3 separate regions of the Mus musculus genome follow, and all the other regions are linked to region 3. The links are chromatin loops, found by intact Hi-C in ENCODE. Cell type or tissue: heart. All regions are shown on one strand. Links, peaks and the distances in the headings refer to the core of each region. The heading gives the core; the rest is flanking DNA. Region 1 has its middle 5.7 kb from the start of Luzp1. Region 2 holds the start of Zfp46 (zinc finger protein 46). Region 3 holds the start of Gm42329 (predicted gene, 42329).

Region 1 (10,388 bases), core at 3,591-8,590, 320 kb before region 3:
TGGGGGGAAGTGGACTTTGAAGGTAGCTCAGGACCTAAATCCTGCAGCGCACAGGCCACATTCAGAGACGTTCTGTGGGCGCCCTCCCACGCGCTGGCACCCAGCAGCCTGCACAAGCCGGGACACAGATGGCTAAGAGCTGCTTCCTCTCTGACTGCAGGAGTATGGCTGGTCTCTGGAGACGCCTCTTGTGTAAGCTCTTTATTGCCTATGGAACAAAGGCCAAATCCATGGCCTGGTATTCTCACTTCCTACCTTCATACACACGCTCTGAAGTTTACCCAAACTTCCCTTAGCACACCCACCGCTTTCCCACATCCGCCCTTCTGCTTGTCACCTCATCTCCTGTGTGCGTCCTCCTATTTCTCCCAAGGCAAAAAGACCAACCCTCTTTGCTCTCTGTACCTGGTGGCATTGACTCCAGCTCTCACAGGGCCGTGGATACATTATAACTTGTATCCTGTTGACCTCCAGCTGGGTGTGGCAGTGGCACATTCCTATCTTTAATCCCAGCACTCAGCAGGCAGGTGCATTGCTAGTTTGAGACAAGCAGGGCTACAAATAAGAAAACATGTCTTAAAAAATAATGCCATCCATGGCCATGAGCGCTGGTAGGCAAATGCTGAAGAGGGTGAAACAGGAGAATCACACATTTAGGGCCAACCTGGAGTACCCTTTGGGGCTGGGGATACAGTTCTGTTGGTAGAGCATTTGTCTAGTATGCACAATGCCCTGGCTTCAATCACAAACACTGCATAGTTGGATGTGGTAGCATATACCTCTAATTCCAGCACTCAGGAGGTAAAGCCAGAAAACTCAGGAATTCAACTGCAGAGACCGGCATAGTAGCAAATGCTTTTAATCCCAACACTTGGGAGGCAGAGGGCGGGCAGAGTTCTGTGAGTTCTAGGCCAACCTGGTCTACATAGTAAGTTCTAGGACAACCAGAGCTACATAGTGAAATCCTGTCTCAAAGAAAGAAAGAAAGAGTTCAGAACTGGGGAGATAGCCTATTTGTTAGAGCATTTTGCAGAGGAGCCAGGTTCTGTCCCAACACCCACATGGAAGCTCACAACACTCTGCAGCCCCAACTCCAAAGGATCGAATACTCTTTTCTGGTCTCTGCAGGCACCAGGTACATACATGATACACATACATACACATAAGCAAAACATTCATCCATGGGAGCTGGAGTGATGGCTCAGCGATTAAGAGCACTGACTGCTCTTCTGAAGGTCCTGAGTTCAATTCCCAGCAACCACATGGTGGCTCACAACCATCCGTAATGAGATCTGATGCCCTCTTCTGGTGCTTCTGAAGACAGCAACAGTGTACTTAGATATAATGATAAATAAATCGTTTAAAAAAAAACACTCATCCACATGAAAAAATTAATAAATAAAAATAAAGTTGGTTGGTGGTGTTGTCGATGTTTTCAAGGCAGGGTTTCACTGTGTAGCTCTGGTTGTCCTGGAACTAGATCTGTAAGGGAGGCTGGCCTCAAACTCAGAGGTCTGCCTCTGCCTCCTGAGTACAGGGATTTAAAATAAAGGTTTTTTAAAACAAAGTTAAGGCCATCCTCAGCACCGTGGTGGGCCTGAGGCCATTCTCATCCCCAGCAACTTAGTGGGCCTGAGGCCGTTCTGGGCTACATAATTCTCTGTCTCTAATTAAATAAGCAAACTGTTCATTTGTTCCTTAGTGATTCTGGGCATGAAACTCACACATTTTTGTGAAACTCGAGTTGTGATGTGACAAACCTATTTCCCAGCTCACAGGAGTTCACTGAGCCTCTGTCCCTCCGTTTGTGATAGGTGATCCGTGTGGTATTTGTTTAGATTTGGCAAACTGGCTCAATGGTAGAGCATTTGCCTAGCAAGCACTAAGTCCTAGGTTCAATTCCCAGCACCAAAGGATTAGTTAATTAGTTAATTAGTTGATTAATTAAATGTGATAATCCAAACACAGTGATGCATGTCTGTAATTTCAACACTTCGGAAGGACTATGAGTTTGTGTAAAGCCTGGGTGAGATGCTGTTTCCAAAACTAAGTAAAATCTGTGATACTATAGAGAAACCACCAGGCACAGTGTGATTATCATTTTTATTTTCAAAATCACCACTATCAATGATATTCCTAGCTTCTAACGTCATATAATATTCTTGTGAACACTCCCAGTCACCAGGTTGAGTTGTACAGGCCTGTAACCACAGGAGTTCAAGACCACACTGGAACACATGACATTCTTAAGATCCTGTCTCAAAAAAGGAAGGAAGGAAGGAAGGAAGGAAGGAAGGAAGGAAGGAAGGAAGGAAAGAGGAGAGGAGAGGAGAGGAGAGGAGAGGAGAGGAGAGGAGAGGAGAGGAGAGGAGAGGAGAGGAGGGGAGGGGAGGGGAGGGGAGGGGAGGAGAGGAGAGGAGAGGAGAAGAGAAGAGAAGAGAAGAGAAGAGAAGAGAAGAGAAGAGAAGAGAAAGGAAAGAAAAGAAAGGAAGAAAGAGAGAGAAAAGAAAAAGGAATGGAAAGAGAAAAAATTCACCCAGTCATTTCATAGGGGAAGACCTCTAGGGTTTGACATAAGGAAGAGGTTTACTAAATGAGGCCATTAGAGCAGAAACCAGTTCCCCAGTCTCCAGCCCCCAGGTGGATTGTGCAGGCCCCAGGGCCTGTGTCTTGGCACACCTCCCAGTTGACAGCTGCGCATTCTCTCTACAGGTTTTTGCAGCAGAATGACCTGTTTCTGCTCTATGCTTCCTCCCGGAGAGAAGAGTGTGTGTTAGTCTGTCCTTAGCTTCTCCATGGTCTTTCAGAAGAACCACAGCAAGGCCCTGGGCCTTTCCAGAACACCCGTCTGTGGGAAGACGGGAGGGGTTTCTGATTAATTTCCTGTGTTGCAGATAGGCAAATAGCTGTCCTGAAATGCCTGGGCTGGTCCCCAAGGGCTCCTAAAAATTGTGGTTTATTTTTAGACCAGGAGATTCAAAAATGCTTCTTGCCATGAAAAATAAGCTTGATCACAGGCTTGCTTCAGGCACAGAGAGGGCCTTTCCTAAGCCCTCTATCTGCTGACTCTGACTTACGGCACTGAAAAACATTCAGAAGAGAGAACCAAGCATGAACAGGGAGAGCTGGAACTTTCTCTGAAGTGTTCATGGCCCCATCAATCACTTACTAACTCACTCAAAGCAAAGGCTTTGAGACAAACGAACAAACCACAGCAAAGCTTTGGAACAGAACAGAGCAGGAGTTACATCCTAACTCCACCGTTTGTCAGTCATGAAACCTCAGACTTCCAAATCTCTGCACCTCAGCTTCTCATCTGCAAAAAGAGAATAATAGTGCATACCTACTATAGTGATTGTCGTGGATTGAATGAAGTAGTGTATGGAGGAACTGTTAAAAGCTTACCCCGCACTCCAGCAGTGGTGGCTCATGCCCTGGATCCCAACACTATGAAAGCAGAGGCAGTTGGATCTTTGAGTTTGAGGCCAGCCTGGTTTACATTTGAGTTCCAGGACAGCCAGAGCTACACAGAGAAATCCTGTCATGGAAAACAACAACAACTTAGAACTCTGTTCATGCTAGGAAATGGTAGTTGATTGGGTGTGTGTGTGAGAGAGAGAGAGAGAGAGAGAGAGAGAGAGAGAGAGAGAGAGAGAGAGAGAGAGATTGGGAACTGAACCCAGGCCTTCAGGCATGGTAGACAAGTGCTCTACTGTTTTAGCGACATCCCCGGGCTGCTGTTACTGTTTCACCATGCTCTTCCAATAAGTGCCCCATGCATTGGCCTCTAAGAACTAACGACAGCCCCGTCCTCAAGGAGCCTGCAGTAAAACAAACTGGCTTGTGTGACTAGGCGGGAGCAGGTGTCTGCGGAGTGATGTCAGCTGTGAGAGTCACAGAATCACAGGTGGACCTGAAACCTGTGGCTTATGTGTGTTTAATCTACATATAGGGAGAAATTCAGAGGCCCAAAAGAAAAAGGGAAAGAAGAGGACTTTCACCTTTTTCCCCATGCGTTTTGTTTTGTTCTGTGCATGCATAGGAACTTTCCAAAAGAGACCCAACTGGATGCTAAGAGGGAGGAAAATGTATGAAAATACAGCTGCGGTCCACATCAGCAGAAGGTACCCATGCCAACTGTGTGTAGTGGTGAGGAAGTCCCAAAGGTAGCTGAGTGTGACATCACATGCCTATAATCCCCACACTCCAAAGGTATCAGCTTTGAGGATCAGCTCAAAGCCAGCCTGAACTACATAAGATACCTCTTCCAAAATAAAAAAATTTAAAAAAATGTTCCACAAATCCCATCCCATTTTTGGTGGGGTCCCAGTAAATGCTCCTAAATATAGAATTCTTTGCCCAAGACTCAGGATCCCAGCAACCATTTATTCATTCATTCACAGTAAGAGCTTCAGCCCAGAGGAAAAAAAACTAAGTTTAGAACTTTAGGAGCTGGGGCTGTAAGACCATGACGGAGCACATGCTGAGCCTTTGCAAGTCCTGGGATTTGTATGCATCACAGGCATACAACTGTGGTGGTGGTGGGGAGCACTGTGTGTGTGTGTGTGTGTGTGTGTGTGTGTGTGCGTGCGCGCGCACGCGCGTGTGAGTTGGGGAGGGCACAAACCCCTAGCTATACACTTACCAACTTCAATCTTTACCCAGTCCACCAACTCCAATACAGATCTCTTCTGGAAGCATCCTCACAGACACATCTAGAAAAGATCTGGGCATCCAATCTCCCAGACATACTGACACAGAAAAGTCAGTGCTCACATGGTGAGATGTCCCCTCCCCCACCCCAGGCCAAAGAACAGCAAGCTGTCAGCTCTCAGTGCCTAAACTTGCACTTTCAATTTCCCCCTGTGATATCTTCCTGCTATTTAATTTTTTTTTACAAGCAGCACGTATTACTGTGTCATCAGAAAATATGGCTGTAAAAGCCTATATAAAAAGAATGCTAACCAAGCTAGAGTTGGCTCACCTTTGTTGGTCTGCAAACAGTAAATTATAATGCAATAATGAATGAGGCCAGGAGCAAAGTCTCCTAGGGATCAAGGAAAGTGAGAGTAGGGAGGGATGAAGCCACCCTCCATCTGCCTCCTAACCTCCAAATGGCGCCGCTTTTAGTCCTTTCACGACCCAGGACTCCCACACTGCACCGGTTTTACACGGTCATTCCTCAAGCACCTATGAACCCTTTAGCATAAACGTAAGAATCACAAGTGATAAGTACTTTACACCAACTATCTGGTCATGTTATAGGAAGCCTTTATTACTCTTTCTAGTTTTGGCAAACAGGCTTAGAGGTAAAGCAAGTCAGAGAAGCAATGCTCCTTACCTAAAATCACCAGTTTATTTGGACCTAAACCAAAAGTGGTGCGCATGAGTAGCTGAGGCCTTAAAGCTGAGGATGTATGTATCTATCTCAATGGTCATCAGCGTGCACAAGGCTTTGGGAATTCATCTTCAGCGCAGCTCCCCGCCTCCAAAAGGGGAGGAGGACTTGAACAAGTCGGTAGTCTCCATCAATTCCCCCACTTCCTTAGGATAAAAAAGGTACGTCCATACTTTATGCAAACTAAGTACTTTGTACATTGTGATGGAAGTGAGATCCATTATCCCAGCACTCTAGGGACCCGGTGTCTCTCAACTCTGTCTTTCCGGCTGCTCCCCCATTAGTGTTTCTCTCCAGGCCTGTTTAAGCCCTGTTAGCACACACTTAGGACCATCTTCTTTGCACAAGTCCGTTTCATTCCCCTTCCTAGCCAGTCTGGGACCTCCTTGACGATAGGAATGGTGTTTATTCATTTCTGGTGCTTTTCCGCCCTTAAAGCGGCATCTGGCGCGCATCTCTGCATCCCTTCGCTCTTCACTTCGCAACAAATGCCTGGATGTTTAACGCGTGTCAGCGCTACACAGTCTTACTTTAGCGAAGGTCCCTATCTTCCTGAACTTTGTGTGCTTCTGAAGTGGAAAGACAAGGCACCGATTAACAATTGTTTAATACTATTGACACTAAGTGTCTCAAGGAATCAGGCCATGTGGGCTAGAAGGGTGCAGTGGGGAAACCTAACTGGGTTTAGAGTTGAAAGACTCTTTAAAAAGGACATGGCCCGGAAGCTCAGAGAAGTTAAGGAACCTACTTAAGATCACACAGTAAGGGGGAAAGCTGGGTCCTGAGCCCGGGAATGACTGGTTCCAACGCTCAGGCTATACTCGAAAGCACCGCCCTTTCATGTCCTCCATCTTTTTCTTCCTTGACTCTCATTGGTGAAAAGGGATCACGGTCTGCCCATCACAGTAGTCTCTAGGTCCGGAACAGTTTTTGAGATCTCCACCATTAAGAAACTAAATTTCCGGGAGCCAAGCACAAGTTGAGACTCAAAGAGACACCCGGAGTCTAATGCCAACCGGTCTAGCAATGTCCTAGCGACCCAGTGGAGCACTCACCCACACACCCTAAGCAGGTCGCCCCCTCAAAGCGAGCTCTGGGTCCACGCCTTCCCTGCCTGCACCCCCGCGCGGTGGCGCCTGCAGGATCCCGGCCACGCGGCTGCCGCACTGGCGCAGGGATGGGGCTGCGGCAGGGGCGTGCGGCGGCGGCGGTGACAGCTCGCTGCACCCAGGGACGCCGCGATGCAGCGGCTCGAGCTTTTCCCACCCACGGGCAGGGCGTTCCCGCCAGCGCGCTTCCTGAAGCCGAAGGACGGGGCGGAGGGCCCCGGGGCCTGGCAGGCCGGGTTCCTGGCTTTCTCTGCGTTTCCTGAGCCGGACGACCGGGGGATGGGACTTGCGGCGCAAAGCTCCTTCTCCGGAATGCGGCCAGGAAGCCGCGTCTTGTGAACTCGGGGTCCTCCTCTGCCGGGAACGCGCGGGTGTGTGTGTGTGTGTGTGTGTGTGTGTGTGTGTGTGTGTGTGTGCATGTGCGCGTGTGTGTGTGTTGAGGGTGTGTGTGTGTGAGACAGTCCTTGGAACAGGGCAAGAGGCCACACACTTATCCCAGGGAGGCAGAGTCCACAATGCGGCCAGATTCCAACCGCCTGATGTCAGCCTGTTAACTCCATCCTTCGGATGAGAATAGTGAGGCTGACGGACGGACGAGGGGTGAGCACCGGGTTGCGGACGAGGATCCGAGGACAATTTATAGGGTCTATTCTAACTCAGGTCGTCCTGATTATCACAATAGACTTTACCCACTGGGCCGGGAATCTGACAACCAGAGAGGTCATGTGGTTTCTTCCTCATCCAGCTATGTAACAGCTAAGACTCCAGCCTTGTGCTTCCAGACCTCAGGCCGATCCATTCATTGCGCTGCCTCCTCAGTGTAGTTCAGTAAGCTGCAGGTTAAGACCTTAACTCATTTGTTATGAGTCCCCCAATGCCCACCCAGAGCTCAGCACTAAGCTGTTATCTCGGAAAAGACCACGGAATTAGGCAACCAAGCTAAAAGTTGGGGCATCCTGCTTGACTCTTTTCTACGACCTTAAAAACTAGCGAAGATCCAGTCGCTGACTGTTTCCTATTAAGGTGCTCTCCATATTTCCTTTGGGGACAAAAGTTTGGTTTAAACTGCAAATGTAAAGCCATTTAAGGGCTCGTCCTTAAAATGTCTGCCGCACAATCATGAGGGCCTGACTTCCAAACCCCAGCACCCACAAAAAAAAAATGCTGGGTGTGGCCTGGTGTGGTGGCGCAGGCCTTTAATCCCAGCCCTTGGACTTTTGGATCACTGAGTTCAAGGGCAGCCTGGTCTACAGAGAGAGTTCCAGGACAGCCCGGGCCACACTGAAAGACCCTCTCTCAAAAACAAACAAAGGAACAAACGAACAACCCAGCTGATGTCATGTGACTGCCCCAGCCTGTAAACCTATCCTTGGGAGGTAGAGACAAATACCTGACTGTCATTTGGCCAATCAGCTTAGCTAAGCCAATGAGCTTCCGTTTCAGTCAGGGACTCTCTATCTCTAAAGCTACTGGTGGTGTGACTGAGGAGGGATGTTGACTTTTGGCCTCCATATGTGCACACAACATTTTTTTAAATGTAAATGCTCCGTGTGTATGTGTCAGAGAGGCTACTGTGCATCAGAGGCTGCGATGCACACATGCTATAGAGGCCAGAGGGCAGCATCCTCAACTGCTTTCCACTGAAATATTTTTCTTTAAGATTTATTTATTTACTTATTTAATGTATATGAATGCTCTGTCTGCATGTACACCTGCATGCTAGAAGAGGGCTCCAGATCACAGTACAGATGGTTATGAGATACCATGTGGTTGCTGGGATTTGAACTCAGGACCTCTGGAAGAGCAGCCAGTACTCTTAACCACTGAGCCATCTCTCTAGCACCCCTCCCTTTTTTTTCTTAAGATTCGTTTGTTTTTTAAAGTGCATGCTCGTGTGTGTGTGTGTGTGTGTGTGTGTGTGTGTGTGAGAGAGAGAGAGAGAGAGAGAGAGAGAGAGAGAGAGAGAGAGAGAGTGTACAGGTACCTTTGAGGCCAAAAGAGGGTGTCAAATCCCTGGCGCTTTAGTTACAGATTCCCATGTAAAGCTGGGAACTGAATTCAGGTCCTCTTCAAAAGCAGCCAGTGCTCTAACCAAAGGCCAAAAAGGGGGAGTGGGTGGGTAGGGGAGTGGGGGTGGGTGGGTATGGGGGACTTTTGGTATAGCATTGGAAATGTAAATGAGCTAAATACCTAATAAAAAATGGGGGGGAAAAACCCCAAGAAAAAGAAAAGAAAAGAAAAGAAAAAAGAAATGTAAATAAAGAAAATATCCAATAAAAAAGAAAGAATAAATAAACAAAAAAAAAAAACAAACAAACTCTCTAAACGCTCTTCTCTTTATTTTATTTTTCTGAGACAAGGTCTTTTACTGAAGATAAAATGCTGTAATCCAGATAGGCCAGCTAGCCAATGGGCTCTAAAGAGCCATTTCCCCCAGTACTGACATTACAGTGACACAAACATCACCCACTGAGCCATCTCCCCAGCCCTTAATGCTTTTACCTATGGGTTCCTCGAAAGCAAGGCAAGCCCATTTTCCCTCTTGTGGCCACTCTGCATCCATATATACACGAGCTGGACCTGTGTCAGCTCTCCACCAAAGATGCCTCCCCTCCAGGTTTAGAGCTGTTTCAGGGAAAAGCAGCCCAGACTACATTTTTCCAGCCTGTCTTGCAATTATGTGCAAATATGTGACTTTTCCTACCAACGGGACAGTGGCAGGGATGACGTGGCACCACATCCAGGCCAGCGTGGTTAGGAAGCATGCATGTGCTCTCTCTCTCTCTCTCCCATCTGCCAAGGGAATGCCAGCACCAGGGTGACCTTGGAAGCCACACGAGGAACGTGGCAGAACCTGAATCAGTCTGGGTTTTACCCCATCCCTATACTGGCCAGGGCGTACATTGGAAGAGATTCGGGTTTGTTTTTTCTACTTTTTCAAATATATGTGTAGTGTGTGTGCACACGCGCAGCTGCTAGCACTCATTTAGAGCTCTGGGTATCTTTTTCCATCCCTCTCCACCTTAGACATTGAGGCAAGGTCCCACCACTAAAGCCAGGGCTCCCTGGTTTTGCTCCTCTAGCTTACTGGCTTGCACCAAAGATCCCACTCCACTTCCCTGCCTTGGGATTCTAGCTGGACCTCCATGTCCACCTGTGTCCTGCGTGGGCTGGGTTTGAGAGGTCCAAACTCCACTCAAACTCCACTCCTCGTGCTTGTAACAAGCACTTTACCCACCAGGCCACTGGGAGAGCTTCCTTTTAGTAGAGTGCTGAGGTTGTGTCAAGGTTGGTTTGCTATAGCGCTAGCATATATGGGTGCGGCGCTAACTTATGCAGAGCTGTGTAATGCAGAAAACTTTCACTGTTCTGGCCCTGGAAGCTGCTCAAAGACGCTCACCCTGCACGGCTGTGACTGGCGAGCTCAGCCAGTCGGAAGGTCCCTATTCATCTCATAAATGTCTTATGTCCTGCCGATTCCAAAAAGGGTTTGGAGGTGGTTTCCGCCGCAGCCTAAAGACCATTTGATCAATAATTAAAGAGCAGGAATCAAGGAGTAATGAATGCCTGGGCAGAAGGCCAGAGGAGAAGGAAGGAAGAAACACGAAATTCTGAATACAGCAGCGGCTGATGGAAAGTTTTTTAAGGACGGGGACTGTGATATAACCCAAAGCGTGGCTCTGAGCTTCCTGGCAGCCAAAGCAAAGAAGGAAACAGGATGTGCTTCAAATTGTATAGGAAGTAGTCAACGTGATTAAGTGCACAGCCCTTGGAGACAGTGCTATGTTAATTAACTAGCTTTATTTATTTATTTTTCTGGTGCTGAAGATTGAATGGAGAGCCTTCTACCTCCCAGACAAGTTCCCTACACTGAGCTAGGT
Region 2 (10,388 bases), core at 1,904-6,903, 140 kb before region 3:
AAGAAAAAAATCTTTTGGTAATTCTATCTAAGAAATGTTCCTGAGACAGACTGTAGGGATTCAAGAGTGTATCTTTTAAAAGACGCTCCTTTCTTTCTTTTCTCATTCTCTTTTTTTGTTGGGTGGGATGATATAGTTAGGTTCTACTTAAAATAGGTCTGAGTAAATAACATAGTGATGGCTGTTGAATCTTTACTTCACGTTTAATTATGTGTATGCATCTAGGTTGGAGTATGTGTACATGTGATTGCATATGCCTTCAGGAGCCAGAAGAGGGCATCTAATCCCCTGGAGCTAGAAATACCAGTGGTTGTAAGGTGCCTGCTATGGGTACTGGGAACTGAACTCAGCACCTCAGCAAAAGCAATGTCCACTCTTAACATTTGAGGCATCTCTTCCACCTGTTCCTGGATTTGTTCACTTTGTGTTTGGTATTGGAGTTGTTGCTGCCTTTAAAGAACAATTCAAGGGACAAGAGCTCAAGGAAGTAGGGGAGGGGAGCAAATCAGATCAAGTGTTTGGACACGTGTATATGAAAATGTCAAAATGAAACTCATTATTAGTATCACCTAAAAATGAATAAAAAATAAAAAGAAGACTCCAAGGAAACTGGGACATCAGAGAGAGAGAGAGTCCAAGCAAAGAAAACCTGTCAGGTCGCCTTCTGTTCTGAGAATAAAAACATTTTAAAATATCTCAGTCCTATGTCTGGCTGTATGCCGGACTGAGGATGAAACCCAGGGCTTCAAGTCTGCTAAGCAAGCGCTCTACCAACCGAGCTGCATCTGCAGCCTCACGACTTCTCCTCTGAATAGGATCTGTGAGCTGACTATTCAGTGGTTCTTCTGAAACAAGACTGGGGCTGGAGAGATGGCTCAGCAGTTAAAAGCACTGGCTGCTCTTCTGAAGGTCCTGAGTTTAAATCCCAGCAGCCATATGGTGGCTCACAACCATCCGTAATGAAATCTGATGCCCTCTTCTGGTGCATCTGAAGACAGCTACAGTGTACTTACACATAATAAAAGGAAAAAGAAAGAAGACACACTTGAAGGATGATCGCCTCTGAAAGATCTCTAGACAAGAACCGACCTAAAGTACCTGAAGCAACGCTGCAGCTATGGAGCCAAAACAAACATAGAAGGGAGGTTTCTGTCCTCCTGTGAACCCACCTCAGAGCCCTCATCTTCCAGCGCCCCAGAGAAAAAGCACCATTTATAGGGCATTTATGTCCTGGCGAGCACCAGAGTGTAAGACCTGTTTGGTCAGTAATCTGTACAAACAGGCCACAGAGCCGCTAATGACTCAGGGCACGAGAATCCTCAGAGTCTCGGAAACGGCAGAAACTTTACTTTTCATTTAAGACTGGGAAACACGGATCTTCCCACACTTAAAGATTTGAATGAGCACCAAAGCAGGTAACTAACCGTGTGGTTTTCCTTAACAACAAACAAGGCTGTATCGAAAAGACCTAAGCCGTTCTGACAGTTTCAAAACCCCTAAGAGGTAAGACAAGATAAAAGTCCTCACTCACCCAGTGAGACAACATTTCCGTAATTCTCCTGCATCACATCCCTGTAAAGATCTCTCTGTGTAGGATCCAGAGGTCTCCATTCTTCCCGAGTGAGGTACATGGCCATATCTTCAAATGTCACAGGGGCCTGAAATCACACAACGCTTCCTCACTACTTGGTATCTAGGAGTTTAGAACCAGCTTTTCTTCTTGAAATTAGAGACATGGTTAGAAATGTCGAGAAGGCAGTGGCATTAAGTCTCATCTGTAGAGTCCGAAGGAAAAAAAAAATAATAAAGAAAGAAGAAAAAAAGACATGTGGTCAAAAGACAGGGGCAATCTACTAGCTTCCCGCTCAGGCCGTCCCTGCCCACTTTGGACCCTTACATACAAGGCTCTCCTTTTCTTAGACCAGTGAAATTCTCGTCTTTATGGCCCAGTTCTAGAGCCAACTGCTGTTCTGTTTCTCCCCACCCTTTATCACTCTTCGCTCCATCCTTGGACACCACATCTAGAATTAACCACTCCTCGACTTACTATTTCCCACACCACAATACGTCCTTGCTCAGGCCAACAGAATACTTACCATATCGCATCCAGGTTAACCGGACACACCGTTCTCCCTACAGATTGTTGGCAAGAAGGGTACCACCCATCTTGTTTGGTTTTATTCTCCTCAGTATTTAGTCTTACAGTGGGTGTTCTATATATGCTTGTATATGGTTATATTAGCCAACTCGAAGCCCGTATACTAAGCAGAATAGCAAAATGAGCTTATCCCAGGGAATTTCCTATAGGGGTTTGCAGACGGGGAAACACCGGGCAAGATGGGTAAGCAGAGCCCTCGGGGCTTACCTGAGTCCCAGACATGAGCAGGGTGGCTGCCATCTCGGGCTCAAGCGTTCGTCTCCTGGGAGAGAGAGAGCAGGAAAACCAGCTAGCAGACAACGTTGAAGGAGGCGAAAAGCAGGACGTGAGGCGCGGCAAGAGGCCCTGCCCACTACTCCCTAGGGCTGGAGTTCTGGTCGCAGGGTATGAGGGGAAGGCCCAGGACTGGTCACTCTCCTCTCTGACTCCCGAAGAGTCACCCACTCTCCGTGTCTCGGTTAATATCGAGTACGTGCAACGTTAGGGTAGGAGAGGGCAGGCACTGGCTGGGTGCCCCCTAGGCTGGGGGGTCAGGCCGATGCAATTCAAGGGAGGAGGCTTTCAACCCAGCCCATAGAACGCCTCTGCTCTGCCATCTCCGGGCTGGGACCTTTCCGGCAGCAATCCCAGCCAATCAGCGAAAAGAAATCGTAAAATATCTGACCAATCAGAAGCCAAACCATCAGCCCTCCTCCTGCGGCGTGGCCGGGTAGCTCCATCACGCGTGCGCGCACCTCGCGGCCTGACGGGACTTGGAGTTTCACTCTGGCGTACAAAGGCCACTTAGCAGCCAAGAGCAGGGGAGGGAAAAGAACAAAAGGGAAGAGACAGGACCGCGACCTTCAAGACCAGTGAGAATACCCCCACACATACTTTTTTCTCGGAAACCACAGCACGACTCAGCAAAGGAAGCGTCTGTGTTTTTTTTTTTTTCTCATGGCCCTACGACCATCTTTGAGTCATATATTATCCGCGAGGTTAGATTGAGTGTGGAAGCTCGGGCTGACCTCAGCTGAGATCACCCCTCATTTGACAGCCCAGGCCAGAGCGGGAAAAGGCTTCTTTTCCCTCCCTTGGGAGACTCCCTGGCCGGGATGGAACTTTGGGCCCCGCCCACGGACTCCCAACACCGCCTGAAGCTCTCGCTTTCTGGATACTGAGAACTACAACTCCCAGTAGGCCTTCCGGCAGTCACAACCCACCCCAGACTACATATCCCACGAGGCCTCGCGTCCCCTGTCCGGTGCTGGAGTGCTGTCCGCGGCCCGGCCCAGGGTGTTCCAACGTTAACCCTGTAGGGAGCGTCTCGAGCTCTTTTATAGAGACGGAGCTCAAGTGCACCCATCTAAGTCGCCAAAACATTGAAATCAGAAGCGGGGGGGTGGGGTAGGGTGTGTAGGGAAATAGCTGGCCCTGGAGTGGGAGACTCAGGGACTTGGTACTCTTGAGGGTGTCTCTGCTGAAAGGAATCTTGGAGACCTCCCAACATCATGAAAACCTTAGGCCTGCGACAACCTGGAGTCCTAAGGATGCTAGTAGTCTCTGTTTCAAAGAAATCACAAAACCAGATTAGGACAGAACGGACAGGCTTACCTCCTGGTCTGTGGTCGCTGGCTCCTCAGAGATCTAAAGAGGCCTGACGTTCAGAAAGGTTCTAGATATCACCAGCAGATTCCAGAGATCTCAGGGCCATGAATAGAAATCCGAATCCATGGATTAACAGGCAAAGGGCAGGGTTTGGTTGTAGGATGAGCACAAAGCTTCAAGACTGCAGAGACTGTTCTATAGCTCCGGGAAACAACAATCTCATAAACAGATCTCCGAGGCCACAACAGCTGGCCAAGAAACATCAGCGTTGGCTATGCTGCATTCACTCAGAATCCTCCAAATGGAAGGACTTGTAGCCTTTCCTTTCCCTAGCGGGGATGAAGGAATTAGACAATGGAAGGCGAGGGCTAAGCAAAACAGGGATTCTGTGTGGGGAAGAGCTCCCAGCTTGCTGTAGCCTTGGAGAGGGAAGTGATGGAAAAAGAATATAGCAGCTTATTAGGGACTCCCACCCTCTTCAAGTTATAAATATCCCCAAACCTTGGCTTGATGCCCAGACGCCTGTTGTCTCTGACTGAACGGGAGACTTCTCTGCCTAGGCTGGGAAAAGGGACTTTTCTTTTGTTTTACAGATACATCCACACACACTGAAGGACTTGGGGAATTTTTTTTTTCCAAATAAGATTCCCGGCCATGCTTTTATTAGAGTGTTCTGTTCCCAATGCCCAGTTATTTATGGCTACATGACTCAGGGGTCTAAAAAAAAAACAAACTAGCAGGACCCCTACCAGCCACAATGAATCTCTTCTACCTGTGCTTCTCTTGTGCTCCCAAGGGTAGGACTAAAAAATGTTTCGATGCCACAAAATTGCACTATTCTACCTACTGTAAAATGTATCCAGCCACCATGTGAGTTAGAATCCTGAAGGATTTACAACAGCCAGAATATGGGCATAAAGATTGGACAGACCTAGGCTGGGTATCTTTCAGAAAAATCTCTCCAGGCCCATTTCCTTTTTTAAATTTTATTTTATCTTTAATTATTTATAAAGGGGAGGGATATGAGCATGTGAGTACAGGTGCCTGGAGAAGCCAGAAGAGAGTGTTCGGTTCCTGCTGGAATTACTGGTGGTGGTGGTGGTTAGCATCCCTCTAGGCTCCGCCCAGCAGTTACCTAGCAACAGCCTGCCTGTCTCTACCCCAGGTACTAGCCTGGAGCCAGGCAGTATAAGGACTTATCTCTCTCTCTCTCTCTCTCTCTCTCTCTCCCTCCCTCCCTCCCTCCCTCCCTTCTTCTTCCTCTCTCTCTTTTCCCCACATGTCCTAGCCAGCCTTTCTTCTCTTCCTTTCTTCCTCTCTCTTCTCTCTGTCCTCTCTTCCCCTTCCTCTGCCTCTATTCCTTTCCAGGTCCCTGGCTCCCTTCCCCCAATAAACACCCTTTTATACCAGACCTAAATGTTTGAGGGGACACCTTGGCAGAGCCCAATGAAGTGCTCTCTCTTGAATTATTATGCCACGTTCGTAAAATACCACAGTTGTAAGCCACCTTATATGAGCACTGGAAAACAAATTTGGGACCTTTGCAAGAGCAGTATACTCTTTGAACCACCAAGTTATCTCTCCAGCCCTTCTCTCCTTTTCTGTACAGTTGGAATTGCCTCTGCTAAGGATGTTGGGGAGGGATTTAAAACACACCTGCACAAAATGAACACTAAGACCGTAGGTATTTGGATGAGCCTGCCTTTCATAGCAGGAGAAACTTCCAGAAATGCTGTGGGTATATTCAGTGGCCTGAAGGTCTGGGAAGTCCACTCTGGGATGACCTTATCTTCACACTATTTCCGCTGGAAATACAGCCAGTGGGCGGTGTCAAGTGAGTGGTCCGTAGAGCCTACCTGGGATTACTAGTAACCCAGCAAATTGAGGCCTCATTCAGAGAAAGCGGAGTCAGGGGTCAATAACCAAACTCCTAGAACAAGGAGAGTGACTGGTGTTGAGGCAGTCTGCTTAAGTCAGGTCCCTCCCTGGAAGGGCCTCCCTCTCAAGGCTCTTTTGTAAACTCTGAGGCCTTTTGTCCCGCTGCTGCCAAGCTTTAAACCCTCTTTTGTCCCTCCTGCTTTTCCTTTTATTCCTAAGGGCTGTGCCCGCGAGCAGGATGGCTCTGTGTGCCCTGCTTGTCAGCTTGCCCCTAGTGTGTGCTTTTTCTTTACCCACCTGGGAGAGGAGTGCAGGTGGGAGCAGGTTGGGAAGCCCCTGGAGGAGTGGGGAAGGGAAGACAGAGGCTGTGGGGCTTCCTGTTCCAGTTAGTAGCTTGCTTCCAAGGGCTGGGAGGCAGTCCCTGGAGGAGGAAGCCACTTCCTGCCCTATTGTTCAGGGTTACGCAGAAATACTCTTCTGGGTTTTCTAGATTGAGTTGGAAAGTCCTGTCTGTTCCATCAGCATTCAGCAAATGATGATGACCTACTGGGTGTGGAGGCTTCCCGCCAGCCTGGTCTGTCCTGGGGAAGTGAGGACCCTTCTTGCACGTCTTTAAAGTGTGCATTTGCTACTGGGCGAGTGTTCCTGTGGGGCTCTGTAAATGATTCTTTTTCATAAATATTTTTAAAAGATTTATTTCATTAACTGTGTGTGTGTGTGTGTGTGTGTGTGTGTAAGAGTCACATCTCCTGGAGCTGGATTTACAAGCCATCGTGAGCTAGTGTGCCACCCAACATGGGCACTGAAAACCAAACTCTAAAAGCACAAATATGTTTAACATCTCTCCAGCCCCATATTTTAATAAATCCTATGGTTATCTAGGATCAGTTCAATTGCAGCTTTTTTTTTCTTTTTCTTTCTTTTTTTTTTTTTTTTCTTTTTTGGTACCAGAAGCATTAATGTGCTAAGCATTTAAAACTATGTCTCGGGCTGGAGAGATGGCTCAGCGGTTAAGAGCACTGACTGCTCCTCCAGAGGTCCTGAGTTCAAATCCCAGCAACCACATAATGGCTCACAACCATCTGTAATGAGATCCGGTGTCCTCTTCTGGTGTATCTGAAGACAGCTACAGTGTACTCATATGCATAAGATAAATAAACAATTCTTTAAAAAACAAAACAAAACAAAAAACAACCCTATGTCTCTGTGTTTGTAATCCTACTTTCGAACGTTCTATTTCAAAGGAAATGACCTGGGTCTCCCTTGCCCTTACAGCTGCACCTAGCCGGACATCCCGTCATGTCCCCGCCCACCACCCCCTTCTCACTGGGAAGGTGGGAGGTGACACCCCAGCAGTCTTGCAGACTGTAGACACTTCAGAGGTGGAGACCAACCGTGGGTGGGAGGGAGAGCTTTCATCTTGAACAGTTTGTGCGAAGGCACAGAGGTGTGAAAGGATCGCTCCATTCCAGCAGGGCTTGGGTTTCTGAGGACAGGAGGGAAGAGTGGCAGGGGAGGAAGCAGGGCAAGGACAGCGTCTGTCTCATGTTCCCTTGCATGCCTGCCTGCCTGCCTGTCTGTCTGTCTGTTGTCTGTCTGTCTGTCTCTGCCTCTGCCTGCAGATCAGTGAAGCTGGTGGTAAGTCCCACAAGCAAGGCCCAGGGGTTGGCCTGGCTGAGAAGAGCAAACGGGCTCTGCAGGAGGGCATCAGGCCCCAAGGAGTGGGGAGCTTGGCCTCATAATGCTTCTGCTGGTGGTCTTCCTCAAAGAAAGTAGGTTCCAAAAAACTGTAGACCATGGTACTGAAAATGCACAACAAGAACAAGCAGCGTTCTCTAGGCTTTAAGGGCATCAGCTGAACCCAGGTCATTAAGCCCCTTCTGAGCGAGACACTGAGCTGAGAATTGGGTGCCGCGCCCTAATGACTGCAGGGCTGCTGTGAGGATCAAGTGTGGGGCTGACTGGTGGATGCTGCTCAGAGCGAGGACAGAAGTGGAATCGGGAGGCCACTGCCCTGGGACCCCAGTGGAACGGCTTTCCTCCATCTCAGAAAGGGAACTGTGAGAAGGCAGGGTGTTGGCTGCTGGCAGCAGTGGTGGAGAGAAGGGCCGCTCAACAGAGGGACCACAATGTATCTGAGAGGCTCTGAGTAACATTGTCCTGAGTTAAAGATGATGGAGGACTAACAAACAAGCCAGGCCTGGTAGCCGCAATGAGATGACTAAGGAAGACTTCAGGAAGTGGAGCACTGGAGAGATAGCTCAGTGGTTAAGAGTACTTGCTGCTTTTGAAGGGGACCCGGGTTCGATTCCCAGCACCCACATTGTGGCTAACAATATTCTGTAACTGGTTCAAGGGGATCCCACATCCTCTCCAGGTTCCTTGGGTACCAGGTATGTACCTGGTGCACTGCCATGCATGCAGGCAAACGCTCATATATACAGAAAACAAGAAAATAAGAATACATGGTAAAACTTCCAGGGCTAGGATGCCACTCAGTTGACAGAGTGCTTCCCTAGGACGCACAAGGCCCTGGCTGATCCTCAGATCACATAAACTGAGGTGGGAGATTCCGCAGCTCAAGGTCACTTTCTAGTGAGTTAGAAGCCCACCAGGGCCACTGTGTCCCAATCTCTCTCTCTGACAGCAGTGGTGGCACACGCCTTTAATTCCAGCACTTGGGAGGCAGAGGCGGACAGATATCTGAGTTCGAGGCAGCCTGGTCTATAGAGTGAGTTCCAGGACAGCCAGGGCTACACAGAGAAACCCTGTCTCAAAAAAAAAAAAAAAAAAAAAAGAAAAGAAAGGAAGGAAGGAAGGAAGGAAGGAAGGAAGAAAGAAAGAAAGAAAGAAAGAAAGAAAGAAAGAAAGAAAGAAAGAAAGAGAAAACAGAAAGAAAGGAAGCCTATAACAGATTGAGGATTGACAACTGAGAGCCTCATGCATGTAAGACAGCACTCTCTCATCTCAGCTGCATCCACAGCCCATGTGTCCTTAACCTTTAAAAACACCCTCTAAATTAGTTGTAGGGTTTTTTTTGTTTGTTTGTTTGTTTGATTATATGTAAGTACACTGTAGCTGTCCTCAGATACTCCAGAAGAGGGCATCAGATTGCATTAAGGATGGTTGTGAGCCACCATGTGGTTGCTGGGATTTGAACTCTGGACCTTCGGAAGAGCAGTCGGGTGCTCTTACCCACTGAGCCATCTCACCAGCCCGTAGGTTTTTTTTTTTGTTTTTTTTTTTGTTTTTTTTTTAAAGATTTATTTATTATATGTAAGTACACTGTAGCTGTCTTCAGACACTCCAGAAGAGGGCGTCAGATCTTGTTACAGATGGTTGTGAGCCACCATGTGGTTGCTGGGATTTGAACTTCAGACCTTCGGAAGAGCAGTCGGGTGCTCTTACCCACTGAGCCATCTCACCAGCCCTAGGTTTTTTTTTTAAGAAAAAAAATTAAATATTTATTTCTATGTATGTGACTATACTGTAGCTGTCTTCAGACACCAGAAAAGGGCACCAGATCCCATTACAGATGGTTGTGAGCCACCATGTGGTTCCTGGGAATCAAACTCAGGACCTCTAGGAAGAGCAGTCAGTGCTCCTAACCGCTGAGCCATCTCTCCATCCCCAGTGGTAGGTTATTTAATGGGCTTTTATTGAGATCTTTTCCCCAAACTCCCAAAACACATCTTCTCTCTACTTCAGATCATCCAACCTTGTCCTTTTGCTCCTTTGGAGAAACAATCTTGCCTTCTCCAAGTGGTTGATGTTAATGCCAACTTGCCTAAGGCTTGAACTCTGAGTCTTTGAGATGAAGAAAGCCATGGAGTTAAGAGGCGTCCCAACAGATCGCAAAGATCTGAGAGGCCAGCGTAGCTGTGGAAAAGTGTGGAGGCGAGGTAAAAGCCAGCCCTGCAGAACCTCTAAGCCCTGCCAAAGGCATCGGGGGAAATGAACATCTTCAAATGGGGGGGTGGCAGAGCAAGAGACTCTAGCACTGTCATGCCTGGGAGAAGGTTTCCAGCCCTTGTCAGTGAAGGCATGGATTGAATGGATCCAGGGTGGGGCCAGGAAGACGCACTGGGATGGTATTATAAAGCCTATGGGCTATTCATCATCTGTATCCTTTGTGGGAACACGTATGCCATGTCACATGTGGACTTGTGTCGGCTTGTTCCTTCAGGGTTCACTGTGACTCATCTCCTTTGTAAAGGGTAAGGTGACTGACGATGAAGATTCAGGGTTCTTTTTCCCCTGCTCTAAATCCTTATGGTGCATAATATAGTTAGGTTCTGATATAGAAAGTCTTTCCTGGATGTCTCTTTAAAACTCTCACCCATGGGCTGGGACAAAGGCTGAATAAATAAGGTGCTTGCCACCAAGCCTGAGGACCTAAGTTTAGTCCCCTGGATTTCCATGGAGGGAACAGAGAGCAGGCTCTGATATGATCTCCTCCATACCCACATTGTGGCACGGTATGCCCCTGAGCACACACAATACGAACAAGTGAATACACAAATGTGCAATTATCTATGATTTTTTTAATCTAATTTTTACTTCCATACACATTGGCATTTGGCCTGCATTTATGTCGGTGTAAGGGTATCAGATCCCTCGGAGTCACAGTTATGAGTTGCTATGTGGGGGCTGGAAATTGAACCCAAGTGCTCCGGAAGAGCAGTCAGTGCTTTTAACCACTGAGCCATCTCTCTCCAGCTCCTTCTGTAACATTTTCTCTCTTTCTCTCCTTCTTTCTTTCTCT
Region 3 (10,388 bases), core at 1,708-6,707:
CCGGCACCAGTTCCCGCAGGCGCGAGTAGCAGTGGTTCATGTCGTCCAAGAGGCTAAGAGGCTCCTCGGTCGACGGGCTCTTACCGCGGCCTCGCGCAATGGCCAGGCTACGTTCCGACAGGCAGCACACCGCCTCGTAGCAGCCGCGCACCGGGCTCAGCGCCTTCATGTTGGAGAGTAGAGATAGAGAGGGAGGAAAAGAGACACCTAAAGCAGCAAACAGTGCGCGCACGCCTGCAGCGGCCGACTCTTATAGAGTCCTCTCTAGGACACACCCCCTTATTCAAAACAGACCGCCAAGGGTCCACCCCCGCCCGCCCTGGGCACCGCCTCCCCGGTCCTGGGCGTTCACAGTGGGTTTAAATTGCTAACAGGCTTCCTTAGGCTGGTCTGACGCCGAGGACAGCGGAGCCTCGGATGCGAGGAATGAGGAAGCGCTGATACCGAGGAGAGGCGGGGCTCTTGAGCCAGCACAGATTTGAAAAAAAAAAAAAAATCACTTAAAACCATTAACTTTTAAGAATATGCCTTTTCTGGAGGCGCCCAAGTTCTCTGAGGTCCCCTCCCCCCAATACTGGTTCGAACCCACAGCTCTGAGGTCATAAATCCCTTGAACAACTAAAGATCTCTCTCTCCTCTCTCTCTCAAGAATTTTCAAGGGAAACTTGTAAGGAATTAGTGCCGCCTTGTTCCCCAATTTGCTGCTCGTCTGACCTCCAGACTCACTGGCGTCAGGAATTATCTTGTGACCAGAGGGGGAAAAAATTAATTGCGGTGAAGCTGAGGTTACAATGAAGAAAACAGATTTGGGCTAGGCGCTGAGATTGCAGAAGAAGGAGGGAAAGGGAGGTCTAAGCAGAGAACACTATTTATTTGAGCACCAGGGGAAAGAGGATAAGAGCAGTCTGGACCCAGTCCTTTTCCACGGAGAAAGAAAAAGCATGGACCGTTTCCACCGAGAACTCCTTTAGGAACTAAATGTATGCCCGGTTGTGCTTTGGAAGTGAATTTGATTAGGATTTTGGACAAGGTTTCAAATATGGGGGTGCTTGCTGCATAAACCCTTTTAGAAGGTCCCCTCCACGGGCATACATAGAACCAAATGGGTCAGCTGTCTAGCGTTTGCTTCCTCGTTCTGCACAGCCTCCCTCCCTTTGCACACTTTGCACACTCTGTAGAAAACAATAACAATTTCATCGCCGCGTTGTCTGTCCCTTTCTGTTGTGGAAGGGCAGCCACCTGGACATGATTATTCCTCGTCCTGCTGAAGTAGCCCCAGCCACCCATCTGAGAGAGCAGGAGAGCAGCCAGCAGGCAGGCAATCCCATATTGCAAAAGGACAGTGCACTCTATTCTTTGCCTGGCTCTGCTTCCCAGACCCCGAAGCCTCAGCAGTTCCAAAATTCTGGTTTCCATCTTGGGAGAGAACAGGTGGGGTTTTGCAGCCACGAGATTGCTTTCTTAATCAATCAGCCTGGTAAATATTTATGGAGTTGCTTCACATGAAACAGAGGCTCCTGCTCTCAAGAATCTCACAATGTCTGGGGACAAGATTAACACAGGAAACAATTAAGTGTTCAGTAGTGTGTGGCACTGATCAACAGGACAATGGGACCTCTGAGCTGGGACAGTTCCAATAATTGGAAGGACATCGGTCTAGGGAGCCAAAGCCCTGGGTTCAATCCGGACAGCTCTGCTATTTACTGGTTATCGACACATAATCTTGAGCAAACCCAGATACCACGGCTTTGATCAGCTGTATGAGGAGACAGACAGAGAGAAAGGGCACTGAGGGATTGTTATAAATACTTTCTGACTCAGAACACCAGATGCTTGTGTGACAGTTGGACAAGGAGTGTGGACCAGCACAGGGCCGGGGACAGGGCATATAAAACGAGTCCTGTATCACATCACAGGTAAGCCAGTCTCGGAGCCTCATTCTTTTCCATCATACCACAGGCCCCTGTGTCCCAAGAAAGAAGTCTCTGAAAAGTTTTCTCCTGGGAATATTCAAGTTCTCAAGGACAGCTATTTCGGTAGAAGACAGAAGAAGGTCTAACCTGAGAAAGCACAAGGCAGTCTCTATGCTGAAGAAGTTAAATGCCAGCTATTTGGTCACGGGAAGAGAAATCTCCTCCGTGGCTGTGTGGACTCCCGAAAACTGAACAGAGGAGCCTTTCTTTGGCTCTCGTGAAGACTTCTGTATGTGTGTGCAAAACAGTCAAGTCAGGAGCGTCTAGAAAAAATCATGGCCTTCAGTGCCTGGCAGACCTATGTTCAAAACTTAACTTGTTTTATTTCACTAACGGTGTGAATTTGGAATAAATTATTCTCTGAGCCTCAATTTTCAGGCCTGTTAAGTGGAGCTAATGAAAATGACCTCGTTTATTTATTTACCTTACATTTATCTATCTATCTATCTATCTATCTATTTTTGAGACAGTGTTTCTCTATGTAACCCTGGCTGTCCTGGAACTCTCTGTGTAGACCAGGCTGGCCTCGAACTCTGAGATGATCTGCCTCCCTAGTGCTGGTAATAAAGGATCCACCACTACACCTGGCTCTGACCTAATTTATCTTTAAAAAAAAAAAAAAAAAAGCCTTTGCTCCCAGCACTCAGAAGGCAGAAGACAGCTTGAGTTCCTGGCCAGCCTGGTCTACATAGTGAGTTTCAGGACAGCCAGGGGATGACTAGTGAGACCCTGTCTCAAAAAAGGAAAGAATTTTAAACACCTCTTCTGTGAGAAGGGCACACTCCCTGGTCTGCATTAGTTCATCATGGGGCCAGATGTGCGGTAGGTGCTTCGCCCACCCAGGTCCGCTCTCTCTTCTCCAGTCCTCCACTACAGCCTCTGTTGCCTCGGGGTTGGATAGGAGATTCTCTGGTTTTACAATTTGCAAAGTACCTTCACAGCATTTATTATTTCCTCATGATGCTCCCAGGCTGAAATGGCCATAGGCTGTGTGGAGATAGGTCAGAAGGGGTTATCAAGCCGCATTCAGTCCTTTCCACGCCAATAACTTACCTTTGGACACAAATCCTTTTTTCCAGAACCTTACTTTGGGGGAGGGGGAGGGGAGGAGTAAATGGCCTTTAAGGGTCTTTTCTGACCTAAGAGTCTAAGTCTGAAAGGAGTGGGTTTTAGTCGGGTTGGGATCAGTGAATAGAGTTTAAACCCCAAAGACTCTCTCTTGCCTGCACAGCAGACTGGTCGGCTCGCCCCGGCCTTCTGCAACTTGTTTAGTGGTGGCGGGGCCTCAGCCTCTTACTCCAAACGCCTCTGAACTTTCTGTTCCCAGTTCTGCTCCTTTTACCAGCATTTTCCCCCCTCTTGCATTTTTTATTTTTATGAAAGGATGTCATTAAGGCTTTTGTCTGCGCTGTTTTTGTTTCAGAACTTTTCCCACAATCCTATTTTTTGTTGAGGAATCCGCTCCTTTGCCCAGCTGTGGGTCCGGGTCCCACAGCTGTGTTGATCTAAGACTCAGCCCCAGACAGCCTGGCGCCAGGGTGGGACGTCATGCGTTCACACAGGGATGCGTGTCCCAGGCAACCTTTCCTCGGGCAGTCACCGGCCGGCGACTGCCTCTCCCACCAATGAGCGCCGGACACCCGAGATAGGGGCGGGGCCTGCGCCACCCCAGCCGGCGAGCGGCTTGTGAATAGCAGATGCTGAGACCTTGATAACGTCCCCTGAATTGGGGCCCTTTAAAGCCCCCCTTTCTCTTTTAGTTCTTTTGTTTCTCTCTTTTCTTTCCACCTTCCTCCTTTCTATCTGAACACAGATAACTTTTCTTTTTCCTTTTCCCCTCTTTTAACTATCTCCTCCTAGTGTCAGGAATCATTTTGTAAGCATTTCCAGGAACTGCATCTTCCTCTGCCAAAATTATAAAAGGGGGAGAAAAAAAGCCAATGTTGTGCTTTCTGATTTTTTTTTTTTTTGAGCTGGCAGAACTGTAAGCTATTACTGTTTCGGCTTTAGAAATTTAAGACGTGGTGGTAGTGGGGTCTCTCCGCTGTGAATTTCAAAGTCAATGTCATGATGATGAGGATTGCAGATGTCTTGCTTAAACTGGGCTTCTGTCAACCTAGCTGGTTATCTTTCCTCCATGTGTAGACGCAGGGATCCAGGTGACCTGCCGTCATTGTCCAAGGTCATGTCGAATGTCTATGGCTGCCCTGTGGCCGAGATCCAGCCCTTCTGCTCCCCTGACTCCCTGACCGCTCTGGCCCTAGTTCTCATAAATGTTAATGCTCTATGTGGGTTCAAGGTTCACAGAAGCTGTATTTAAAAAAAAAAAAAAGTGTGAGTGACCTATGTGTATATAAGTGTGGTCACACATATGCCACAATGTGTACATGCCACAGAATATTCGAGAACATCATAGTACAACTTTTGGAAATCGAGATGTTTCCTTCGACTCTGGGTCCAGGGATCAAATGCAGACCTTCAGGGCTCCAGGGCGAGCACCTTTATACTGAGCCATCTTGCCAGCCCATGCGTTTTCTGACATCTACCCATTTTTTTCAGAGAGCGGCCTTTGAGATGTTCTGGAAGCTCTCCAACTGTACCTGGAAACCTGTCCCTGCTCCCCTCAGCAAATTTGAATCCCAAAGTACAACCCAAGAACCAAAGGATTCAAGGAAGGCACACGAGATCCTGGCGTTGGCCCGACTATCCACCCTCACTGATAACCTTGTCTCACCTCAGTTACTCCTTACTTATTAGCTCCGTAGAATTGGGAAGAAAATTGTATTTACCACCTGACAGCTGAGAGGACCAGAGGGGACAGAAGATGGGAAGTGGAAACCTTTCTGTAATATGATGTGTTCGGTGGGATTTAGGGTGCCCTGGAAGTTAGTCTTCCTCTGGAAGTAGTTGCCAGAAATGTAGGCATTACTAAGAAAGACAGTATAAGGAACAATGAGGGAATGGAGGGACCTAAGTTCTTAATAGAGGTGGAGATTGGAGGGGGGGGGGGTGTTAAGTGGCCTCTTAAACACTTCAGACACACTCAGAGCTGTCACTACCTCACTGCTGAGTCCTGCTTGCCAAGGACTGTTTACCTAATCTTTGTTGGTTTTTTGTTTGTTTGTTTGGTGGGTTGGTTGGTTGGTTTTGTTTTTACAGCGCTGGGGATGGAACTCCTGGCCTTGTGAGTGAGAGGCAAGCCCCTCACAACGCTCAACCTTAGCCCCAGCCCTGCATTCTCTCTGCGACTGTTTGTTCTGAGACAGAGTCTCACAGTGTAGCCTAAGTGGTCCTCAAACTTTAAAATTCTCTCACCTCAGCCGCTCACTGCTGAGATTACAAATGTGCTCCACCATGTCTGGCTTTATTGACTCATTTTCTGGACGAATAGAGAGAGGCTCTAAAAGGCGAGTGTGCTTGTGTGCAGGCCTCATAGCTACTAGGTGATAAACCCAAGGTGTCCATCCTGTCTGCAAAGCATTCATCCTTCTGTGTGTATTCATTTTCTTCCACCTTTCCAAAGGTACTCTTGGGAATTATTGTTATTGCATGTATTCATGTATGTGTATTCGTGCATGTATGGTGAATGTGTGGTGGTCTCTTCCTCCACTGTGTGACTCCAGTGGAACCAAGCCCGGGTCCTCAGGCTTGGTGACGAGCAACTTTGCTTGATGAGCCATTTCACCAGCCCCTGAGAAGGTCGTGTTCCCCCAGATAGAGAAAAGCCAATTGGACCCATTAGGTAGGGTGACAGATAAGGTGTATTTATGTAGGTGCTTGGGACAGAACTCAAGAGCCTTGCACACATATACACCCCAAATCTCCACCACTATTACCATTCCATCCATCCTTCCAGGGAGACACTTCTTCAGAAGTTACACAGTGACTGCTGTTAAATTTAGGGGTCAGTTTTGGAGCTGACTGCCTTCTTCATCTTTTGGCCACACTGAGTCAGGCAATACCACCCTAAAGTTAACCCCTTACTCTTACTTCACCAAACAATGAGTCATGGGATGCCCCAGGGCTGTCTCTGCTTCTGCCATCGGGTAAGCCAGAAGGAGGTATTTTCTGAGCATCAACCCCATGTGAGATATTTGTTTTGTTGAGGGGAAGCTGTAGGTGTTTTTGAGTTGGACTCTAACTCTGTAGCCCAGTGTGGCCTTGCATTCATCGGTGTCCCTTATAAGTACTGGCAGCTTGAAATCTTTCAGGCCAGGGCCAGGTGGCCGATACTTAACAGTCTCAGCACTCAGGAGGCAGAGGCAGGAGGATGTTTGACAAGGGAGTGTAGTGAAACCCTTCCAGGGATAAAGGCGCTTGCTGAGCAAACCGGGTGAGGCAAGTTCAATCTGTAACACACGTCAAGCTGCAATAAGAAAATTAATTCTACAAAGTCGCCCTCTGAATGCCACACTCGTGCCGTGACATGTATATCCTTATATATATCACATATGCACATGCCAACAGAAAAGAAATCTTAATACAGCATGCTTCACTAACTCGAGGGTCTTGCTCAGAGGCCAAACCTGTCTTCTCTGTATTGTTCCAACTTTAGTATCTGTGCTACCAAATCGAACACACACACATACACACACACACACACACATGAGAACACACATACACACACATGGAACACACACACATGGGAACACACACATGGGAATTCACACACATGGGACACACACACATGGGAACACACACATGGGAATTCACACACATGGGAATGCACATACACACACATGGAACACACACACATGGGAACACACATACACACACATGGAACACACACACATGGGAATTCACACACATGGGAATACACATACACATGTGAACACACACATGTGAACACACATGTGAATACACACATGGGAATTCACACACATGGGAATACACATACACATGTGAACACACATGTGAACACACATGGGAATTCACACATATGGGAATACACATATACACACATGGGAACACACGCACACACATGTGAAAACACACACACACACACACACACACAAATGACAACTGAGTTCAATTCAGTCCCAGCAATCACCAGCAGCTTTGGGATACACCACCACTTAGAGACAGGACTTGTTTTCATTCTGGTGTTCTTTTGAGTCAGGCCTTTCTGTGCGCCGCTCCCTCCCCAACCCCCGGCTGGCTTGGAACTCATATGTAGACCAGCCTAGCCTATAACTTGTGGAGATCCTCCTGCCTCTGCTCCCTGAGTGCTGAGATTGTATGTATACACCACCAGGTCCTGGCCTGTGGGGTTAAATTGGAAATGCGGGGCCTGGGAGGTGGGGGTTGGGCAGAGAGAATATAGTATGGCAGTGGAGTGGCCGTGGGGTTTGATGCGCGCTGTAGTTAAAATAAAAATATAAACATTCAAATTCAGGTTGTCCTTTGGCTCTGTCACTTCCAGCCCTAAGGCTCCCTGCTGAGGATAGCTGAGTTTGGGAATTCAGGAAAGGTCCCAGAAGGAAGGTGAGGTCCAGAGTCCACAGCAAGGAAGGACAGAGACAAAGAAGACCTTGAAGAGCAGTGTCCACCCTGCCCAGACATTGTCCTGCTTTGGCCTGAGGCCCAGCACCAGTTCAAAAGCTGCCAGGGGAAGGAGATGGGAGGGGAGGGAGGAATGGGCCTGGTGACAGGGTTAACCCTGCCAGAGAGGAAAGAGACCCCCCAACCCCTAACCCTCCCCCTCCTCCCCCTAGCCCCTAATCCAGCTCTGCAGAGGGCTGGAAAGACTGGGGTGCCAAAAGGCAGAGGCTGAGCCACAGCTCACAGGGAGCCTCCTGCAGGCCACAGTGCTCCAGGATAATAGTGCGCCACCAAGCTGACTTCTGTGTTGAAGGCTTCTGCTGAGTGCCAGCCATGAGCTGACAGCTCATTTGTTTCTCCATGTTTTATGAGACAGAGTCTTGCTATGTAGTCCAGGCTGTCCTTAAGTTTTCCATCTTTCTGCTCCAGCCTTGTAAGTGCTCTGATTATAGGCCGTGTCCCTCCAAACCTAACTGAGCAGACAGTTTACACAGATCAGCATGGATCAATCCTCACATTGACTGAGGCTCCGAGAGGTGAGGGAACCGCACAGCTGTCTGTCAGGAGTCCAAACGGTGAGGGTTGCGAAGATATGCTGTGGGCATGGAATTCTAAAGGAAGCCCCCTTTGAAGCCTCACAGAACGTTTGGGGTCAAGCATTCTCTGGTGTGAGACCTCCTGAGTGTTAGTTGTGTGTCTGGGCTTCAGGGGAAGATTGCACGCAAGCCGGATTAGATGCAAGATGCTGATTGAGAGAGGAATGCTTGTCCAGCACACAAGCGACCCGTAGCGCTATCCCCAGCACCATAAAAACCTAACAAATTAATGGCGCCCAGCCCTCTGCAGAGCTGCAGCCCCAGCCTGGGGGCAGACTTCTATGTGCCCAGCCCAATGTGAGTCGTCTTCTTGCAGTCTCTTGGCCAACGGCACTCTGGTAGCCTTTTCCTCCATTCCCTCCCCACTGCCACCCTCCCTGAGCGCAAACCGCACCCAGGCTGTTCCTACAACCTATAGCCCTAGCACACCTTCATGGGCAGTCCCAACTTGGCCTGTACCACGCGACCGGGCTGTCCCTACCGCCCTGGCCCACCTTCCCGGGCACCCTAGCTCGGCCTGCACCCCGGCAGCCCCCACCCCAGTGTTGGCGCGCAGCTGCGGGACACACAATCGCCCGCGCCTCCTCCCCGCCCCCCGCGCAGCCCCTCGTTCAACAAAAGCCGCTTTCTTTTCCCACAACAGATTAAAGACCAGGAGGGGGTGAAAAATAGCTTCTCCAGCCAGTGGCGGGGGAGGGGCGCGGGAAAAGCTGGGGCTTTGGGGACGCTTTGATGGCGAATGTGTGGGAAACCCGGAGGAATGTGGCTGCTCCGACGGCCACAGCGGGGCCAGGCGCCGCCAGCAGGGTCCGCCCCCGGGGACCTGGGACCCGCGCCCGGCCCCGCGCGCCTGGGTCTCCTGCCAGCGCTCTCTCCATCGTCCGCCCCTTTTCTCAAACTCTGACTTTTCCATCTTCCCTTCTACTTTCTCTTCTGGTTCTCTCATCTCTAGATTCCCTCATTCCTGGCCCCAATTCGTCGCTCTCCCCAGGCCTTTTCCCGAGTCTGCACATCCATTTTTGTTTTCCCTCCCTCTTTGTCCCGGACATTCTTTCTGAGCCTTTGTTTCCGCGCCTCTATTTCAGTGGCGCCTTCTCAGCCTCTGCCTGTGGTTTCCTGGGTTCGGGGGTTTGATGGATTCAGCGTGTCTCTGTTGCGGTTTCTCCTGCTTCATTGGCCAGGGCTGGGAAGAGGGCACAGAGGGAGGTGGGTGGTTGTTTCAACACCTCCTCACCATGAGTGAGAGCAGATCGGGGCAGAGCTGGAAAGGCTAGGACAACCTCGGGAAAGACACTTAGGGAGACCAAGCCTGCTACGTCGAGAGAGAAACAGAGCAGAGGGCCCTTGAAGACCTCCAAGGCTTTATCTCTGGCTGTGTTTAAGTCTCTGAAAGGAATTCCTGGGCCAGCACCGGATGGTGACTTTAGGACCCTGGTGGGAAGTGGGTTGTGCCCTTCACTAGTCCTTAAGCAGAAGAAAGGGGGACTGGCTCAAGACAAGGACTTCTAGGTGGTTGAGGGCAGAAACATTTCCAGTAAAGAACTGATGTCCCCAAGGAATCTCAGCCCGGAATTCTGCAAACAGAACTCCCAGGACTGCCAGCGTAGCAGAGCCCTTGGTAAAGCCGCCCCCCTCCCTGGGCATCAGTCTCCACACTTGCAATATGGGATATGGGATGCTTGCTTAGATCGGGGGCACTCAGCTTTTTATTTTACACACATATCCCAAGAGTCAATAGATAGCAAATGTGTTGTTATATTAATCTGTTTTCTCATTTTGTCTGTATGAAAGACAGGCATTCCGTTTGGGCTCCGATTAACACGACCCATTATCACTCTTAGCTGGTCTAATCTAAAGGGCAAGTCCACTCCAGCTAGACACCCGGGCTAGTAACCTGGGCAGCAAGGCTCCACGGGACAAGATAGGCTTTGGAGTCAGGCAGCTTAGGCTTGAAACTGGAATCTGTGACCTCGGCCAGGTCACCCTCTCCCTTGGATTTCCTTCTCTGTAAAGAAAAGATAGTCACAACATCCACCCCACGGGAGTGTGGTGAGCCTAGTGCCAGATACAAGCACTCAAGGCAACAGACATTAAAATGTAAGAAATACGGTGGGCTGCTGGCGGCTGGCAAGGTGGCTTCCAGGACTCATGTGGTGGAGGAAGAGAAAAGATTCCTAAAGATTGTCCTCTGACCTCTACAAGTGCACAGGAAACATCCCCTGTCCACATATGAACCACAAATGTGAGCCACATATGTAACTTCACATTGCCCAGTAGA

What was found. Hi-C counts contacts between places; a loop is a spot of excess contacts. Peaks named below come from ENCODE experiments on the same cell type or tissue, not always from the same donor. Only the 100,000 strongest peaks of a DNase experiment are listed, where the experiment ranks them.
Region 1: a loop joins it to region 3, with 7 times the contacts of the local background. A loop is called at or near these places in 2 of 42 quality-filtered maps.
Region 2: it touches region 3 in a loop (2.6-fold over the local background); 2 of 42 quality-filtered maps call a loop at or near these places.

What each region holds. Positions count from the first base shown.
Region 1 is chr4:136,458,848-136,469,235 of GRCm38, reverse strand. It overlaps a transcript of Luzp1 not described here. Among named protein-coding and RNA genes, the nearest start is that of Luzp1, 5.7 kb to the left of the region's middle. In heart, for the core only: no CTCF peak of the experiment used is centred there; a DNase peak (open chromatin) is centred at 6,675; H3K4me3 peaks cover 1,948 bases; H3K27ac peaks cover 1,786 bases; H3K27me3 peaks cover 532 bases.
Region 2 is chr4:136,278,459-136,288,846 of GRCm38, reverse strand. Zfp46 (zinc finger protein 46) reads right to left here and starts at 2,780. Exons shown (of 3, transcript NM_009557.4): 1 at 2,366-2,780; 2 at 1,532-1,775. The coding sequence starts at 1,637. In heart, for the core only: a CTCF peak has its summit at 4,094; DNase peaks (open chromatin) are centred at 2,826, 3,346, 4,256, 6,036 and 2 weaker places; H3K4me3 peaks cover 2,518 bases; H3K27ac peaks cover 4,509 bases.
Region 3 is chr4:136,133,660-136,144,047 of GRCm38, reverse strand. Gm42329 (predicted gene, 42329) reads left to right here and starts at 1,830. Exons shown (of 2, transcript NR_168524.1): 1 at 1,830-1,916; 2 at 4,533-5,453. It overlaps Id3 (inhibitor of DNA binding 3), which reads right to left and starts at 226. Exons shown (of 3, transcript NM_008321.2): 1 at 1-226. The coding sequence starts at 169. In heart, for the core only: a CTCF peak has its summit at 3,663; DNase peaks (open chromatin) are centred at 1,727, 3,537, 4,137 and 4,487; H3K4me3 peaks cover 1,746 bases; H3K27ac peaks cover 4,244 bases; H3K27me3 peaks cover 267 bases.